Regions from separate parts of the Homo sapiens genome. Here region 1 is linked to region 2. A link is a contact called in ENCODE Hi-C or POLR2A ChIA-PET data. All regions are on one chromosome and are shown on one strand. Each heading gives the region's core, a stretch centred on a gene start or an enhancer-like site at or near the end of the contact. The rest is flanking DNA. Distances are from core to core; before and after follow the strand shown. Region 1 overlaps FIGNL2 (fidgetin like 2). Region 2 holds the start of CELA1 (chymotrypsin like elastase 1).

Region 1 (5,482 bases), core at 647-3,146, 470 kb before region 2:
CTGTAGTGGCCAGCACACGGTAGGTGACAAACATCTCTTACTGAGCGAGCTTCACTTGAGTTTGACTATTCCGAGGGCTGGGATGTCCCGCCCATTGTCCGATCCTTCATAGAAAGTAAGGATCACGTGTCCTGCAAAGGACATGGCTGGAGTGGCCAGGACAAAAATAATAACCATTGCCTACAAGGTGAAGTTAGGGCCAACCACATCATTTCCAGACCCCTTTGGGCGCTGAGGAAAATATTTTCAGACAACTTTAATCCTGGGACATAAGAAGTGTATTTGGTGCCTGGAGGGAGGGCCCCAAGAGAGTGGGGCGGTAGGTGGTGGATGCCGGAAGCCCAGCCTGTCCAAGCCGCAGTCTAGGCGGACTGGCCTATGGCTAGCAGTGGCCCACTGGGTCCTCGGTGGCTAGACCTCACCAGACCTCCTGTCTCTTGCCCGCAGCTCTGTTGAAGATGCACTGGACACCAGAACACGCCCAGCCCCTCAACCAGTGGCCAGAGCAGCACCTGGACGTCTCCTCCACCACCCCGTCGCCGGCCCACAAGTTGGAGTTGCCCCCTGGGGGTCGCCAACGCTGCCACTACGCTTGGGCACACGACGACATCTCAGCCCTCACTGCCTCCAACCTCCTAAAGCGCTATGCAGAGAAGTACTCTGGGGTCTTGGATTCTCCCTACGAGCGTCCGGCCCTGGGCGGGTACAGCGACGCCTCCTTCCTCAACGGCGCCAAAGGGGATCCCGAGCCCTGGCCAGGGCCGGAGCCACCCTACCCCTTGGCCTCACTCCACGAAGGCCTCCCAGGAACCAAATCGGGCGGTGGCGGCGGTTCCGGGGCCCTGGGGGGCTCCCCAGTTTTAGCCGGGAACCTCCCTGAACCCCTCTACGCCGGCAATGCGTGCGGGGGCCCATCGGCGGCGCCCGAGTACGCGGCCGGCTACGGCGGGGGGTACCTGGCGCCGGGTTACTGCGCGCAGACGGGCGCCGCGCTGCCCCCGCCGCCCCCGGCCGCGCTCCTGCAGCCCCCACCGCCTCCGGGGTACGGGCCCTCAGCGCCGCTGTACAACTATCCCGCAGGGGGCTACGCAGCGCAGCCCGGCTATGGCGCGCTCCCGCCGCCCCCAGGCCCACCCCCGGCCCCCTACCTGACCCCGGGCCTGCCCGCGCCCACGCCCCTGCCCGCGCCGGCACCGCCCACCGCCTATGGCTTCCCCACGGCCGCGCCGGGTGCCGAATCCGGGCTGTCGCTGAAGCGCAAGGCCGCCGACGAGGGGCCCGAGGGCCGCTACCGCAAGTACGCGTACGAGCCCGCCAAGGCCCCCGTGGCTGACGGAGCCTCCTACCCCGCCGCGGACAACGGCGAATGTCGGGGCAACGGGTTCCGGGCCAAGCCGCCAGGAGCCGCGGAGGAGGCGTCGGGCAAGTACGGTGGCGGCGTCCCCCTCAAGGTCCTGGGCTCCCCCGTCTACGGCCCGCAACTGGAGCCCTTTGAAAAGTTCCCGGAGCGGGCCCCGGCTCCTCGTGGGGGGTTCGCCGTGCCGTCGGGGGAGACTCCCAAAGGCGTGGACCCTGGGGCCCTGGAGCTGGTGACGAGCAAGATGGTGGACTGCGGGCCCCCGGTGCAGTGGGCGGATGTGGCGGGCCAGGGCGCGCTCAAGGCGGCGCTGGAGGAGGAGCTGGTGTGGCCCCTGCTCAGGCCGCCCGCCTACCCGGGCAGCCTGCGCCCGCCGCGGACCGTCCTGCTCTTTGGGCCGCGGGGCGCGGGCAAAGCGCTGCTGGGCCGCTGCCTCGCCACGCAGCTGGGCGCCACGCTGTTGCGCCTGCGCGGCGCGACCCTGGCTGCGCCCGGCGCCGCCGAGGGCGCGCGCCTCCTCCAGGCCGCCTTCGCGGCCGCGCGCTGCCGCCCACCCTCCGTACTCCTCATCAGCGAGCTAGAGGCGCTGCTCCCCGCCCGGGACGACGGCGCGGCGGCAGGGGGCGCGCTGCAGGTGCCGCTCCTGGCCTGCCTGGACGGGGGCTGCGGCGCGGGGGCTGACGGCGTGCTGGTTGTGGGCACCACCTCGCGGCCCGCGGCTCTGGACGAGGCGACCCGCCGGCGCTTCTCTCTCCGCTTCTACGTGGCGCTGCCCGACAGCCCGGCCCGCGGGCAGATCCTGCAGCGGGCGCTGGCCCAGCAGGGCTGCGCGCTCAGTGAGCGGGAACTGGCGGCGCTGGTGCAGGGCACGCAGGGCTTCTCTGGGGGCGAGCTGGGGCAGCTGTGCCAGCAGGCGGCGGCCGGGGCGGGCCTCCCGGGGCTGCAGCGCCCCCTCTCCTACAAGGACCTGGAGGCGGCGCTGGCCAAGGTGGGCCCTAGGGCCTCTGCCAAGGAACTGGACTCGTTCGTGGAGTGGGACAAAATGTACGGCTCCGGACACTGACGGCGCGCGGGGGAGGCCGCGGGAGCCGCAGTCCCTCCGTCCCCGCCGCCTCCGCGTGGGAGGGATGTCACTGACTAAACCCGGCTGGCAGGGGCTGGAGTGGTGAATGTGGGATCGGGGACAGGAGGGGTCTGCCGGTGGATATTTTTTTTTTCGTGGGAAGGAAAATGCTTCTGCCAGGCAGATGCCATATGCGCCGTGTACTCAGGTTTTTCCTATTTATTGTGGACTGGAAGCTCGCCATCTCCGCCCGGCAGACCGGGCAGATCCGGCATGGGCTGGCACCCGGGGCCTTAAGAACTCCTGCTCTCTTGCCACAACGCTTTTGTCTCCTCGCTATCTGAATGGCACCCTCCTTCTCCCTCACTCTCTCCATCCCATTCTCTGCATTCTCTTGGTTTTCTCTCCCTTTTGCTTTGTCGCTGACACCCCTGCCCACCCCATGCTGGCCCTGTTTCTCTCCTGCCCCTCCCTCCCCAGCTCTCCATCCCTCACCCTCTGTGCTTCTGTCTCCATCCCTGGCTCTCCAGCGTCCCTGGCCTTTTGGTCCCTGAGCTTTAATGCCTTTCCCTGCCTTCTGTTCTTATTTGGACTGCAGTGGCCCTTTGCAGGAGCTCTGGAGGCCCAGGGGCTGAGGAGGAGGGTTACCCCTCTACCCATCTGAAACCTAGGGTCTAGGGGGATCAAGGAAAAAAAGTCCCCAAAGAAGGGGAATTTTTTGTTTGTTTTTGAGGGGAGATCCCAGAAATGTAGCTTGTTTCATATTTTAGTCTTCTTATTTTTGTAAAATGTGTAGAATTTGCTGTTTTTCTTTTTCTTTTGACAACTCAGGAAGAAACTGACCTCAGAAAGAATGTTAGACTTTGGCTGCTCTCCTGTGTGCCCCTCACACCTGCCCCCTCCCCCCCACTCCATCCAGGGGACCAAATTCTCCCAGACACTCAAAAAATGAGACTTACGGGGAAGGGGAGAGGAAGACCCAGAGGCCTCAGTGAAACCCCAGCTATTCCTGGTCAGAAGCAGAATGTATTCCTAAGGGCTTCCTCCCCAGGGCCGAGGCCTAGGCATGAATGTGGGGAGTGGGCTGTGGGGTTTGAGAGAAGGGAGGCCTTATTCCTCTCCTGCTGCTCCCCACCCCCTGCCCCACCCAACCCCTCCGCTGAGTGTTTTCTGTGAAGGGCTATCCAGAGTTAGGATGCCCTTGCCCAATTCCTTCCTGAGACCCAGAAGGTAGGGTGGGAGGGCCCAAATGGGAAGGTGACCTAAGCAGAAAGTCTCCAGAAAGGTCATGTCCCCTGGCCCTGCCTTGGCAGAGGTCCCCAGTGACTTATGCTAGGAGGATTCCATCTGGGTAGACAGTCTGGCCACAAAATCAGCTACTGGACCTCAGCCATCTCTGCTGGAGGCTCTGAGGAGGAGTGAGCATCCCTCACTTGTGGGGGCTCTGTGAGGAAATGTGCCTTCCCCATTCCCCCGGAGTCCTAGGTCTGGAGCTCCAGGGCTGGGAGAGGGTGAGGGAGATGGGCAGGGGTGTTTTCTCTGACCTTGGGGGCTTAGTCTCAGTCCTGCCTGAACTTTCCACTAGGCTTGGAACCCTTCCAAGAACCATATTTCTCTCCTTCCCACCAATTTTCCCTTGATGAGGCTTTAGCAGTTTGCTCCCACCACCCCCAGCCCATTTCACAACTCTGATCTTAGTCCAAAGCAGGGGACACGCCCCCCCACCACCACTTTTTCTCTCTCCCATCTCAGCCTCCTGTGCAGTTCCTTGCCTGCCCGTGCATTTCCTAGAGTCTACTGCCTCCCCCCTGGCTGGGAGGGTGTCTGGGGGGGATCTTTCAGGGGCCCTGGCACCCAGGGCCTGTGCTGGCCTAGGAGTGCTGACCAGAAGGCTGCTCTGTTCCCCCCCACCCCCGTTGCTTTCTGGCCCCCTCTTTGGAGCCAGCCACCCACAGGGCTTTGGTGCCTCAGAAGCAGTGGGCTGCCGGGTCACAGCCGCAGGCTGCAAAAGACCCTCGGAGGGAGCATGGAGTGAGGGGTTCTCTCTCAGGTGTGTATGTATTGGGGGGTGGGGGTGGGTGGAGGGTGTCAGGGAAGTTGGGGTGGGATCCCAGCCTTCCCTTCAAGAGGCAGGGAGCTCTGGGAGGTGGAGTCCCCACCGCTTTCTCTACTAGGCTCCTCCTGTTCCCCAGGCTTGGGGAGCTTTGCACAAGGAGACTGCCCCCAGCCTAGTGGCACCTACCTCATGGGCTCTGGGGCAGGTAGGGGAAGGGCCAGTCCAGCTCTGGTAATGCTGGGGGGAGGCATACCAAAGAATCCAGGGGCAGGGAGTGGGGAGGGTGACTTCCGAGCTGGCCTCTCCCCTTCCTCTACCCAGACTGGGGCTGGGATCCTCTCCTCCCGCTGTAACCATTTCTACCTCATTTTGCTGCGTGTTGTACATGGACGTATTTATCTCCTGTCTGACGATGCTCTGCAGTTGTGGTCTGTCTACCTCAGAAGAGACTGTATTTTAAAAGAAAGTATTACACAGTATTAAAGCGATGACATGTGGTTTGCAGAAGATTTCTCGGGGGCAGTGGGATGTGGGAGTCCTCTGGGAGATGTCTGGACACCTGTGTATGCTGGTGCCCTGGGCGGGGTGTTCCTAATCCCCTAGTAACAAGGAGCAAGGACTCCTGTGACTCACTGTGATACAGTGAGTACCTACAGGAATGGGCACTGAGGCTATGGGGAAGAAGCCATGGGTAAGGGGCCTTCCTGCCGTTCTGAGCTCTGACATTCAGCACTGGGGCAGGCTCATTGTATCCCCAGAGCCACAAAATAGGGGGGCAAGGAAGGGCTCACATGTTTGTTGAATGAGTGAAGAAATGAATGCATGGAGGAAGGGGGTTGCTGAAGAGAGGGAGGAGCCATCCAGAACCTGCAGCAGCCTTCATTGAATAGAGCTAGGGTTATACTTGTATTCCATTCTCAGTGGAGATAAAGTGGATAGAGGGCGGGGTGTGGAGACGGCCAAGTTCCAATGTCTCAGGTGACGTGGTGTCCTTTGTCTACCATCC
Region 2 (5,349 bases), core at 908-3,407:
TGAGATGGAGTCTTGCTCTGTTGCCCAGGCTGGAGTGCAGTGGCACAATCTCGGCTCACTGCAACCTCCACCTCCAGGGTTCAAGCAACTCTCCCTGCCACAGCTTCCCAAGGAGCTGGGATTACAGCTCCCAAGCACAGGGACTACACCACAACGCCTGGCTAATTTTTGTATTTTCAGTAGAGACGGGATTTCACCATGTTGGCCAGGCTGGTCTGGAACTCCTGACCTCAGGTGATCTGGCCCTGCTGTGATGTAAAGAGGTAACCTTCAGGAGGCCCTCAAGCCTCCTCTTGGACTCCTCATCCTGGGGCTAGAGGCCAGAGGAAGCAGGGAAGCGGGAGGAGAATGACCAAAGAGGCCCCGGGTTCCCTAGCGCAGCTCACCCCTCTTCCCTGAGTGTGCCAGAATGCTGGAGGGCAGGCTGGAGAGCAAGCTCTTCAGGTTATCTGAGCATCAAAGTGCAACTCCTCTGAACAGCTCTAGACACTGAAAAAGTGACTGTGCAGATTCCTTCAAAGAGCATTTTCCAGGTTTCTCCCACCCCTGCAGCCATGAAGCTTGGATTCTGGAGTGTTTAGGCAACAAAAGCCCTGGGTGGGCAGGTGATGGTCCTGCTTCTGTCTAGGTTCCTGGCTTCTCCCTGCCTAATTCCAAACCCCATGCGTTGCTACCATGACTGCTGCACCCACAGTCCTCTGCTCTGGAGCCTGCAGTGGCTCTGATCATTTTGTGGCCAACCCAAGGGTCCTCTGCCCACCTCAAGGCACATTGCAACTCTTTTCTCTCTCTATTTATTTATTTATTTATTTATTTATTTATTTATTTATTTATTTATTTTGAGACAGAGTCTTGCTCTGTCTCCAGGCTGGAGTGCAGCAACCTCCGCTTCCCAGGTTGAAGCGATTCTCCTGCCTCAGCCTCCAGATTAGCTGGGACTGCAGAAGCGCACCACCATGCCCAGCTAATTTTTGTATTTTGTTTTTGTTTTTTTTTAGATGGAGTCTCGCTCTGTCGCCCAGGTTGGAGTGCAGTGGCGCGATCTCGGCTCACTGCAAGCTCCGCCTCCCGGGCTCACGCCATTCTCCTGCCTGCGCCTCCCGAGGAGCTGGGACTACAGGCGCCTGCCACCACGCCCAGCTAATTTTTTGTATTTTTTTAGTAGAGACGGGGTTTCACTGTGTTAGCCAGAGTAGTCTCAATCTCCTGACCTCGTGATCCGCCCGCCTCCGACTCCCAAAGTGCTGGGATTACAGGCATGAGCCACCGCGCCCGGCCAATTTTTGTATTTTTAGTAGACGGGGTTTCGCCATGTTGGCCAGGATGGTCTCGATCTCTTGATCTTGTGATCCGCCCGCCTCAGCCTCCCAAAGTGCTGGGATTACAGGCGTAAACCACCGCGCCCGGCCGCAACTCCCTTCTCTCTCCTCTACGAACTGTGATGAACAAAGCCTTTCATCTCCTGCAGGAACCTCGGCTCCTACCCTCGTTCTCCCTCTGCCCTCCACCCTCCATCTACCCTCATAGCCCTCAGACTGTCTTCACATCCCAAGGATCCCCTCCTCTACCCTGCCTCATATTCTCCTCTGGGAGCCCCTTCTTGGCTCTCCATCTGAGAGGGCCCAAGCCTGTTTCTCAGTACTTTCCTCCCCCAGAATTATCTCCACTGCATCTATTTGGCTTTTGTGTCTGCATTTACACCTATGCCTGCATCCTGGGGGCATGTGCCATCTCCCTCTTTGGGCAGAGAGAGTTGCTGTGTCTTCCTTGCCCTTGCTAACCACTCCCCCCTCTTCCACTATCCCCCTGGCCTCCAGCTGCTAGTGCACAGGGCAAGTCTCTGCATTTATGGTGCCACTGAGGACAACGAGAGAGTGATGGATGACAAGGGGTGCTCCCTTAGAGAAAAACCAGCCCTGGTTCTCCATCTTATTTCTGAAAAAGAGTTTGTTGGATGCTTTTCAATTAAAAGCAGATGATTAATTCAGCCCTGGCCTTGTTCTGTCTTTGAATAACAGATACATTAGTTTACTTGAAAAGAAATATTTTCATTTGTATTTCCATGTCACTTGTGATTTTCCCTGCCTTGCACCCTCAGCCCTGCCAGTTGGCAAGAAGACAGTCAGCTTTGCTGCTAAGAGGAGTATAAAGAGGGCTTGGTCCAAGCAAGAAGGCAGTGGTCTACTCCATCGGCAACATGCTGGTCCTTTATGGTAAGTGGATATGGTCCAGTCGCAACCCTGGTCCTTTATGGTAAGTGGATCATGTGGCCTGAGGTCTATAGGGAGGGGGACTTGGGCAGGAAGGTCAGCAAATTTTCCCTAAGTCCAGGCCAGCACCCTGTCCCAGGGCAGGTGGGACGCTCTGCCTGCAGAGCGTCCTTTACTCTCCTGGAGGCCAAGATAGAAAAGGTCAGGGCCACTGGCTATTCAGGCCCCTCTGGGTGGCAGGTCCCTGGGCCACAAAGCAGAGAGAAGCCCCATCTGGTAGTGGGGTGGGTCCCTGGGCTTCCCCACCACCCCCATTGACAGGAGGACTTCCTCAGCAGGTGCCTGGCTGGGGTGTGCACTGCAGGCCCTGAACCCTGGAGAATCTTGCCAAAGCATTAGGGGGCTGGTGGGGGTCAAAGAGTGGGGGGGGGTCTCTTCAGGCCAAAGGGTGATCTTGAGCAAAGAGGAGACCACAAGGAGCCTCTGGGGCCTAGCCTGGTGGTTTGAGAGAGGTCCTTCATAGCATGCCGGAGTTCTGGGAACACCTGGGGGAAACAGAAGGCACCCAGGCACCCCTGTTTTCAAAAGGGGCTCAGAGAACTCACAGCTGGGCCCCTCATTCGTTAGAGAGGAACTGTGAATTTGCAGACAAGGCTAACATTCCTCAAAGCACAATCGCCACCCCCCACCCCTACCCCTGGCTGACCCCATGCTTAGTCATCACTCACTTTTCTTCTGCCCCACAAAGGACACAGCACCCAGGACCTTCCGGAAACCAATGCCCGCGTAGTCGGAGGGACTGAGGCCGGGAGGAATTCCTGGCCCTCTCAGGTGGGTGTTCCTTCCCAGCCCCAGACTTCCACCCAAATAAGAGCTCAGTGCATGACATAAGGTATCATGTGTATTTGTGCATGTCCCTATCAACAAGCAGCTCTCCAATTGTCTAGGTTCTCGATTTTAAAGATGGATGGGATCAGGCTTAGGTGGTTTTCTAAATGCAAAAGGCTTGGAGGAGGGGATTTATACACCAACCACAGTCCCTCTTCAAGGCACACACCCAAACACAAGATACATTTATATTCTCAGCGACAGCACTTGTGCCACGCAAGAAAGACTGGGTGCCAGACAGTCACCTTGGACTCCACATACCTTGAAACTCACACGCACACCACTCCACACTGTGTGTGTCACAATGCTTGCACGCATGTGCGCGCACACACACACACACACACGTACAGCATGCTGCTTAGTTGGCTATTTAGAGTTTCCACTTTGCTAACAGGGCAGCTGGGCCCTGATTTAAGTGATCTAAATATGTAAACCTGGCAAATTAACTGATGAAGATCCACACTTTGAGAAGATATCACTGCAATCAGAGTTTTAGCTTATAAAAGTCTGAGCCCCAGTTTTCAGGAGTAGAGCTATTACATAACATGAGGTGCTAGAAGAAGAGACATGAACTGATAAAAACAAACATCCTATTGGTATTTTTTTTTTTTTGAGATGGAGTTTTGCTCTCATTGCCCAGGCTAGAGTGCAATGGCATGATCTCGGCTCACTGCAAACTCTGCCTCCTGGGTTCAAGCAGTTCTCCTGCGTCAGCCTCCTGAGTAGCTGGGATTACAGGCGCCTGTCACCATGCCCAGCTAATTTTTGTATTTTTAGTAGAGACGGGGTTTCACCATGTTGGCCAGGCTGGTCTCAAACTCCTGACCTCAGGTGATCCACCCGCCTCAGCCTCCCAAAGTGCTGGGATTACAGGCATGAGCCACAGCGCCTGGCCTCCCATTGGTATTTCTAAGTAGTCCCTGAAGTGGGGAGACAGGAGATGTCTTGAAAACACTAAAGGTACAGCTCTGGAGACCTAAGCCTGTTGGGCTTAGGTGATGGAGCAAATCTTTGCCTATAGTTCCTCTTTTTTGGGGGAGGAGAGGGGGCGATGGAGTCTCGCTCTGTCACCAGGCTGCAGTGCAGTGACGCTATCTCAGCTCACTGTAACCTCCACCTCCTGGGTTCAAGCAATTCTCCTGCCTCAGCCTCCTGAGTAGCTGGGACTACAGGTGCATGCCACCACGCCCGACTAATTTTTGCATTTTTAGTAGAGATGGGGTTTCACCATGTTGGCCAGGATGGTCTTGATCTCCTGACCTGGTGATCCACCCGCCTTGGCCTCCCAATGTGCTAGGATCACAGGCGTGAGCCATGGTGCCTGGCCTATAGTTCCTCTTTAAGGGAGAACAGAGGTAGAAGGAGTTCCAAAAAAGGAGTTACAATGGGTTCTAGGTCCATTGCAACAACCTAGAGAGATAATGCCAAATACACTGTGTGCCTTTACTCCTCCATCCATGTACACAGCAAACATCACCAAGCGATGGAGCATCCCTTCCTGCTGGCCCCAGAAGCATCTACACACCCCTTATCAATGCCACACTCCAGGTGGCCACTACCAAGCAATCAGTAGCAATTGGCAGGTCAGATGAAACCTATTTGCCATCTCTAGCCTAGAAAGAGAATGTTTTGAAGGACAGCAGGACTTTAAGGAGGTGACATGTAGTTTGAGGCAAAGTCTTTTATATTTAATTATTTTTGACGTTGTAGAGGCGAGGTCTCACTATGTTGCCCAGGCTGGTCTCCAGCTCCTAGGCTCAACTGATCCTCCTGCCTCAGCCTTCCAAAGTTCTGGGATTACTGGCATGAGCCACTGCAACCGACCTGGGGCAAAACCATTTGAGAAACACCAACCTATCCCTTCTTTCTTTCCTCCCCATCTAGATTTCCCTCCAGTACCGGTCTGGAGGTTCCCGGTATCACACCTGTGGAGGGACCCTTATCAGACAGAACTGGGTGATGACAGCTGCTCACTGCGTGGATTAGTAAGAAAAACAAAGACAAGCTTTCCTGGGCCCCTGGAAGGGGAAGGGGCTGACCTTCTGAAAGAGGATATAATTTTGCCCTCTCTGGACAGCACTTCAGGGACTGGGCAGTGGCTCCTTTCCTGTTCAGGGCCTGCAGGGAGGTAGTATGGTGAAAGTACAAACTTTGGAGTCAGGGAGACTCAAATTCAAATCTTGCTCCACCAAATTCTAGCTATGTAGCCTTGGGCAACTATGCCCCCATTCTCCTATCTCTAAAGTGGGCT

What was found. Hi-C counts contacts between places; a loop is a spot of excess contacts on that map. ChIA-PET counts read pairs that join two places held with the same protein, here RNA polymerase II (POLR2A).
Region 1: a loop to region 2 is called in a map of PC-9, with 12 times the contacts of the local background. The contact joins the enhancer-like site here to the promoter of CELA1 in region 2. A Hi-C loop is called at or near these places in 1 of 168 maps with a recorded cell type or tissue (PC-9). POLR2A ChIA-PET finds 5 or more read pairs at or near these places in 2 of 52 experiments (H1 and activated CD4-positive, alpha-beta T cell).

Annotation. Positions count from the first base shown.
Region 1 is chr12:51,817,390-51,822,871 of GRCh38, reverse strand. It overlaps FIGNL2 (fidgetin like 2), which reads left to right. Exons shown (of 2, transcript NM_001384995.1): 2 at 448-4,973. The coding sequence starts at 459. The coding sequence ends at 2,420. Among named protein-coding and RNA genes, the nearest start is that of TMDD1, 5.2 kb to the right of the region's middle. RefSeq lists a silencer at 1,901-2,000. Within about 2 kb of position 1,896, at least 22 of the 41 ENCODE cell types and tissues checked have a DNase peak (open chromatin) inside an H3K27ac peak, as active enhancers do.
Region 2 is chr12:51,343,487-51,348,835 of GRCh38, reverse strand. It overlaps CELA1 (chymotrypsin like elastase 1), which reads left to right and starts at 2,157. Exons shown (of 8, transcript NM_001971.6): 1 at 2,157-2,213; 2 at 2,959-3,041; 3 at 4,983-5,083. The coding sequence starts at 2,198.